Linked DNA regions of Homo sapiens: region 2 is linked to region 1. A link is a contact called in ENCODE Hi-C or POLR2A ChIA-PET data. All regions are on one chromosome and are shown on one strand. Each heading gives the region's core, a stretch centred on a gene start or an enhancer-like site at or near the end of the contact. The rest is flanking DNA. Distances are from core to core; before and after follow the strand shown. Region 1 has its middle 33 kb from the start of DAPK1. Region 2 has its middle 160 kb from the start of DAPK1.

The links. A loop is a pair of places that touch in the nucleus more often than their neighbours do. ChIA-PET counts read pairs that join two places held with the same protein, here RNA polymerase II (POLR2A). Pooled maps may share reads with other maps.
Region 2: a pooled map shows a loop between it and region 1 (12-fold over the local background). The contact joins two enhancer-like sites. A Hi-C loop is called at or near these places in 1 of 168 maps with a recorded cell type or tissue (dorsolateral prefrontal cortex), 2 of 37 single-sample maps with no recorded cell type and 7 of 50 pooled maps. POLR2A ChIA-PET finds 5 or more read pairs at or near these places in 3 of 52 experiments (A673, H1 and MCF 10A).

Annotation. Positions count from the first base shown.
Region 1 is chr9:87,462,682-87,466,276 of GRCh38, forward strand. No RefSeq gene overlaps it. Among named protein-coding and RNA genes, the nearest start is that of DAPK1, 33 kb to the right of the region's middle. RefSeq lists enhancers at 2,125-2,364, 3,206-3,255. Within about 2 kb of position 1,715, at least 4 of the 41 ENCODE cell types and tissues checked have a DNase peak (open chromatin) inside an H3K27ac peak, as active enhancers do; they include A673, where a contact is called at or near this core.
Region 2 is chr9:87,335,751-87,339,345 of GRCh38, forward strand. No RefSeq gene overlaps it. Among named protein-coding and RNA genes, the nearest start is that of DAPK1, 160 kb to the right of the region's middle. RefSeq lists a silencer at 718-887. Within about 2 kb of position 1,806, at least 5 of the 41 ENCODE cell types and tissues checked have a DNase peak (open chromatin) inside an H3K27ac peak, as active enhancers do; they include A673, where a contact is called at or near this core.

The DNA of each region.
Region 1 (3,595 bases), core at 465-2,964:
TTTAGTAGAGACAGGGTTTCACCATGTTGGCCAGCCTGGTCTCAAACTCCTGACCTCAAGTGATCTGCCCGCCTCGGCCTCCCAAAGTGCTGGAATTACAGGCATGAGCACCAAGCCTGGCCTCTTAGCTTTGTTTTCATTAAAAAAAAAAAAAAAAAAAAAAGGCCAGGCTTGGTGGCTCATGCCTGTAATCCCAGCACTTTGAGAGGCTGAGGCAGGCGGATCATGAGGTCTGGAGTTCGAGACCAACCTGGCCAACATGGTGAAACCCCATCTCTACTAAAAATACAAAAAATGAGCCAGGCATGGTGGCACACACCTGTAGTCCCAGCTACTCAGGAGGCTGAGGCAGGAGTATCGCTTGAACCTGGAGGCGGAGGTTACGGTGAGCCCAGATCACACTACTGCACTTCAGCTTGGCAACAGAGCGAGACTCCGTCTCAAAAAAAAAAAAAAAATGGAACCAACCTCAATGTCCACCAATAGGGAAGAGTTATAGAAATTATAATTTAACTACATGATGGAATGTTCTCAAACCATTGAACATGAAAATGATGACTTCATCTGTATTTCTTGACATTAAACGATCTCATATTGACATGGAAAGATATCCATATAACATGTGGCAAACAAGAAAAAAAAGCAGATGGAGACTAGGAAGACTTCTGAAAATACCCTAGGATAAATGAATGTGTGTGGATCTCCACAGAAACACGTTTAGATGCTGCCACACCAAAATATGAACTGTGGTTACTGCTGAAAGATATACTTATGAGTGATTTTTATTTTATAAATGCTGTGTTATGTGAATATTTATATTCAGCAGGTTGAAATCAGGTTAGCAAGAGAAATATTTCCATTTCCATTACACACAGGATAATTTTCTTACAAAAAAATTTAAGACATAAGTTCCCAGACATGTAAAGCTATGAAGACTGAAGCAGACCTTGAAAATCTTAGTCCTAAAAGGAAGTGGTGGTGATTGGGTTGGGGAAAGTTTGTGGAAATCCCTGGTACGAATCTGTTACTGAACACGTAGTTATTGACTACGAACCTGGACTTAACCCTCTCATTTTACAAGAAAGGAAGGCCAGGCCAGGCGTGGTGGCTCACACATTCCCAGCACTTTGGGAGGCCAAGGTGGGTGGATCACGAGGTCAGGAATTCAAGACCAGCCTGGCCAAGATGGTGACACCCCGTCTCTACTAAAAATATTAAAATTAGCCTGGCATGGTGGCAGGTGCCTGTAATCCCAGCTACTCGGGAGGCTGAGGCAGGAGAATCGCTTGAACCCAGAGGACGGAGGTTGCAGCGAGCTGAGATCGCGCCACTGCAGTCCAGCCTAGGTGACAGAGTGAGACTCCATCTCAAAAAAAAGAAAAAAAGAAAGAAAGAAAGGCCAGACTCTCAAGGGTGAAGGTGCTTGCTCTAGGTCACAGGAGTGAAGGGAGGAACTGGCATTTCCTGACTCCGAGTCTCTGGTTTTCTCACCCAAACATGCCACCCCCATTGTGCAAACTGGCTTTTCCCTCCAGCAATTTCGAGTGGCTGTCTATTTTGTATAGCGAAAGGAGGTTTTTGTAGTGGATGACAAATCTTGAGCTAAAAAAGAAACATAGTATGACTCAAACAGTGAGCTGAGTTTACATAGAAATTATAGGCCTGTGCTGCTGTTTGGTAAGATTTTGGAACTAATTACTAGGTATTCCCAAAACAACACTTCTCTGGGCATCACGTGCATTTCTGAAAATTTCCTGAGGGTGATTGCTGGCCAAGAGCATTTCCTGCATGAAAATCCGAACAGTTTCTTTTTTATTGTTACACTCTGATGCAAGATTTCTAAGAATCTTTCTGTGAATCAAAGACTTCACTAGAAATAATGCTGTGTGGAGTCCCTTTACTACCTAGGGACCTATTCAGCTAAACAAGCATTTCTGTTGCAATGTAAATCAACTTTCTGGAATCAAAGAGATTCCAGTTTAAATTTGTCTATAACACACATGAGTGTGAGTAGAGTGGTTGAATGGGGAAAGCCCAGTCTTGAACTGACATGTCTTAGAACACTGAAAAATGTCACAAGTTATGTCTGTGTTTCTGCTGGTGTCTCCTGTGAACTCTCACATCTGGCCTCAGCCACATTCTCCAAGGGGGTGCACCCCACACTCTTCCTTTCCGTTTGGTGTTTTCTTTGCTTTCTGATGATACTTGGGGACCTTGTCCTTGCTGCCGGTGCCCATCAGAGGAAGGTCAAAGTCCATTCCCAAGACTCTCTTGGATGCTCCCAATGGTGTCAAGCCTCAATGATAGCTGGTGATGCATTCTCTGGAGACTGGGGAGAAAGCTTGGCTGATACTGGGCCACAATTTGTCACCTGAAGCTGAAGGGAGCTGAGTCTTGAGAAAGAAAAATCTTTTATCTGAGGAATGCAAGTCTCTCAAATTATCAGGCCCAGAAACACATTTAAATTTAACAGCAGTCATCTCACTCCCCTTTGAGCTAAATAATTACCTCTTAGAGCCTGAGGCCAAGTAGTCATAAAATGCCATACACTCTATAGTTGAAAAGTGTATAGCCAATCACTAACCAATGTTATTTCTGTAAACCAATGAGAATTCCTGACAAACAACTTTAGTAATCAGCCCCTTCTCCTGATTTTTTTTTTTCATTAAAAAATGTGAGCCTCCGCCTGTAATCCCAGCACTTTGGAAGGCGGAGGCGGGCGGATCACGAGGTCAGGAGATCGAGACCATCATGGCTAACACGGTGAAACCCCGTCTCTACTAAAAATACAAAAAAAAAAAAAATTAGCCGGTGTGGTGGCGGGTGCCTGTAGTCCCAGCTACTAGGGAGGCTGAGGCAGGAGGATGGCGTGAACCTGGGAGGCGGAGCTTGCAGTGAGCCGAGATAGTGCCACTGCACTCCAGCCTAGGCAACAGAGCGAGACTCCATCTCAAAAACAAAAACAAAAACAAAAACAAAACAAAACAAAACAAAATGTGAGCCTCTCTTTTGTTCTTCGAAGCACTCCCCAAGGCAACTTGGAAGTGTCTTCTCAGCTGCAGTCCTTAACTTTTGCACTTGAATAAACTCTCTTTAAACTAGATTCTGACCTTTTTGACTATTTTAAATTGGCAGTCTGCACCAATGTCTCCACCAGAGCCAGGAAGGTGGAGACCCAGCACCAAAACACCCTCCCAATTCTCTCTTTCCTCCAGGCCAAGATAACCATCCTTATCTTTTATTTAACAATACACAGGCCTGATGCAAATCAGCTCATGCAAATCACACCTTCAAGACCTGCCCCCAGCTCACTGGACGGGTCTAGACCAGTGCGAATGAGCTCAAATAAGGATCTTGGCTACATGCATTTCCCTTGTCATTTTATACTCCAAAGCAAAAACCTGTTTTGGAAGAATGAAACCAGTTTGCATGGTGCTAAAAAAAGTTTAACACCTGGCTGCCCTAAAAATTTTCAGGTCAAGTTCACCGTGAAGGGAATGCAAAATGCAACACATAAACATAGCTCTGAAAACCAACGAAGACACAAAAACCAAACAATGAAAATATTGTCCCTTCCTCTGGTTTAAATATGTCA
Region 2 (3,595 bases), core at 556-3,055, 130 kb before region 1:
AAGAATGCAAGATGTGCCGGGCATGGTGGCTCATGCCTGTAATCCCAGCAATTTGGGAGGCCAAGGCAGGCAGATCATGAGGTCAGGAGTTCAAGACCAGCCTGGCCAATATGGTGAAACCCCGTATCTACTAAAAATATAAAAATTAGCTGGGCGTGGTGGCGCACACATGTAATCTCAGCTTCTCAGGAGGGTGAGGCAGAAGAATCACTTGAACCCAGGAGGCTGAGGTTGCAGTGAGCCAAGACTGTGCCACTGCACTCCAGCCTGGGCAACAGAGCGAGACTCCATCTCAAAAAAAAAAAAGAAAGAAAGAATGCAAGATGTGATGAAAGGAAAACTTCTGATATACAGAAAGGAGAAGAACCTTCCTCTTCTAGCCCAGATGGAACATGGGAGGGAAGAGAGAAAAACAGAGTGAAGAGGTTGGTTGCCAATGTCTTTGATATCTATCCCTTTCTGCGACCTTAGGGTAAACTTGGAAACTCCCAAGCCTGTCTTTGGGAAGTGGGTCTTTGGTATACCCTCACATCCAACATGGCAGGACTAGCAATGGTGAATAAGATATCTACGTAGACATCCTGAGAAAATGTTACTGGTGCCCCAGAGCCTATGCATGGTCTGCAGAAGATCCACAAACGTGTCCTCAAAGGTTCTGAGATTAGCTGTGCTGACCAAAGATCACAAAGCTATGGGGTCTGTGGAACATGGGGACTCATGACCCCTACCTGACATGCAGCCAGAAGGGACCAGCTGCACACAACAAGCTCCATGCAGAGACCCATAGAAGGCCCAGCCCATCTGCAACTAGCAGATGAAGGACTGGTGCTCAGGGACACAGTATCTCCTCCCACCACCCCAAGGTTATGTCACTTCTTTCATGCAGCCAGATGCCATCTAGCGGGGTGAGGAAAACAGCAAGAAATCTGAAATACTGAGATAGTTGAGAAACAGGCTCTCTCTCTCTCTCCTGGGTTTTTCTCCACCCCCAGCACATGAAAGAATTGTAAGGAAATTTAGATGATTGATAATAAACTATAAAATATAAAATCTGGATTATCATTATATATTTTATGGTGATGGGTAGATTTCCATACTCGCCACAATTACTAGCCTTTCCTAAATTAGGACATTTTCTGGAATGTTCTTCTAATAAAAACTAAGTCATTATCATTATACTTAGATTTTATAACCAAGAATTCCAAAGTCATATTACCAGTCTACTACGCTTTCCCAATGAATCCATCCTGTAAGTCTAATTTCTAAATACACTTGTTGTCCACAAGGTGGCCCTAGAAGCAATAGAATACAGTTCACCTCCAGAGCAGCCCGACCGCTAAAAGGACTCAATCCTTTTTGTTTTCCCATTTATGAGCAATTAACGGAGTGAGAACAGAAAAAAAAAGAGCACAATTAAACATTGTACTAATAAACTGATAACGCGTCTTCAGTGTTTGTTTTTACCAAACAGAGCAGAACTATGAATCATGCGGCCGCGGAACTGCACACCTTGGCTGTGTATGGCACCGAGGCACCTTGCGTTACCTCCGAGGATGTCTGCCAATTTTTTAAACATGCAAAACCATAGTGTCAGTAAAAGAAAAGTTCCCAGAAGACTCGCAATTGTGCAAATGGGGGGGGAAAAAAAACAAACAGGCATCAGCCATCACAAAATTCCAGATTGCCAGATTCCTTGATTGTGGCTTTTAAGCAAAACACAGCCAGCTGCCTGTATTTAACGTTAATTGTTAAGCTCCAAGTCTCAGCCAATCATTTTACTTCTGAGCTGGCGCTGTAACAGCAACACAAATATGAAACTCTCTCCCTGACCCAGTTTAGTGTGGGGGGGAGGGGGGAAGGAGACAATGAATAATTAATTCTGGGATTTGGTCAGCTTTCCTGTGAAGAACACATCGCTAGCTTCCTAAAGCAAAACAACATCTGTGCCTGAAAACTTCTCTTGCGTCTTCAAGATGAGCTGATGGTGTGTTTATAAACCCCGTAAAAATCCACCTCTTATCTCTTCTCCCCACCAAAGAGCCATGTTCGCACTTTAAGGAGTGAGTCTTCTGTTTATGATTGGCTAGAGGGGTGGCCACCTTTCTCATGTGGTCCTCTGCTGAGAACTCACTCGGCTGATGATTTCCCTGTTCTTGACCCTTTGTGTGATTTGAAGGTTTCTCGCTCCTCCCAGATTGCTAACAGCGCCAAGTATCTAGTCTCCTATTTTTCCTCGGGGGATGGATACCTTAGCCTCCTTTCTCGGTCTGGAATGCAAAGAACGCAGCTTCATTTGAGTGAATGGAGAATTCTTTGTAGGCAGAAACGATCTCTCACTCCTCTCTCATATTCCTGTTCAATCTTTCTATCTCATAAACCATAAACGACAGGCAGATGTCTAAAAAAGCATCTGGTTTTTAGAATCCCCCCAGTCACCGGACCTGGGGGGAGGTGTCCTCCTCCAGAGCACACCGAGCAATCTCCCGCAACCAATCTGACTTTTTGAGTCTGGCTTTGAGGTCTTGTTGCCAGAAAAGGGAGTCCTGAATCCAGACCCCAAGAGGGTTCTTGGATCTCACGCAGGAAACAATGTAAGGCGGGTCGCAGAGTGCAGTGAGAAGAGAGAGTTGATTGAAAGATACGCAGTTACAGAGTAGGGATCCTCAGAAAGCAAGAGGAGGAACGCTTCATCTTTGTTTTGTTTTTCTTACATGGGGGTCTTTTCTATGCAAAAGATAAGCTATGTCTCTGTGCAGGTGGGCTGACAGCATGGCAAAATTGCTTATTTTTTGCTGACTCAAAGAAAACTCTCCTAGTCATATAGTGTGTAAATACATCAAATCATACGTGTAATTACCTTAGAAGCATGCATTGTTATGGATATTGGGACATCTGGACATTCCATTGTCATAGGAGTGTGTCCTTGCAGGTATCATCAAGCTGTTTTCTGAACTGTAAACATCTTAGGGCTGTGGGTTGTGACCAGCAAGGAATGTGCCTTATTAGTGTCAAGATGGAGCTGAACTTCAAATGACGTGACTCTGACTCTCCTATGCTCTTGTTTCCCTAACAGTCTGACAAGGTTAACCTTCAAGGACTGCATCAGGAATTGGTCACAGTGCTTAGCAACAGGTTCTCTTCACTCTTGTCATTTACATATAGACGACAGCTAATATTCAAATCCGTGTAGGCAAACCCACAGTTGATTAAATTAAATCTCTTCTCTAGCTTGATTTGCATAACTTGAAATAATCAGAATAGAGAGTGAATGCATAATTGAAAAGAGAAAATACGTACTGCAGCTATTTGAAACTAGATGTCGTTGAATTAAGCTTGTAAATTCTGATAGTACTGAATGTACAACTGTTCTAGGCTAACTTTACATTTGAAATGTTAAGAAATGTGAGTTGTGAACTGGAAAGTTAATTAACAAACAAAATCTTAGAATATTGCACTTTGTTATGGCAGCCCTAGAAATAAACAAAATTTAAGAGAAAAAAGAAATTTTTTGACTAACAATAACAACATTTTAAGTTGTTTTTTTTTTTTTTTTTTTGAGACGGAGTTTTGCCCAGGCTAGAGAGCAGTGGCGCAA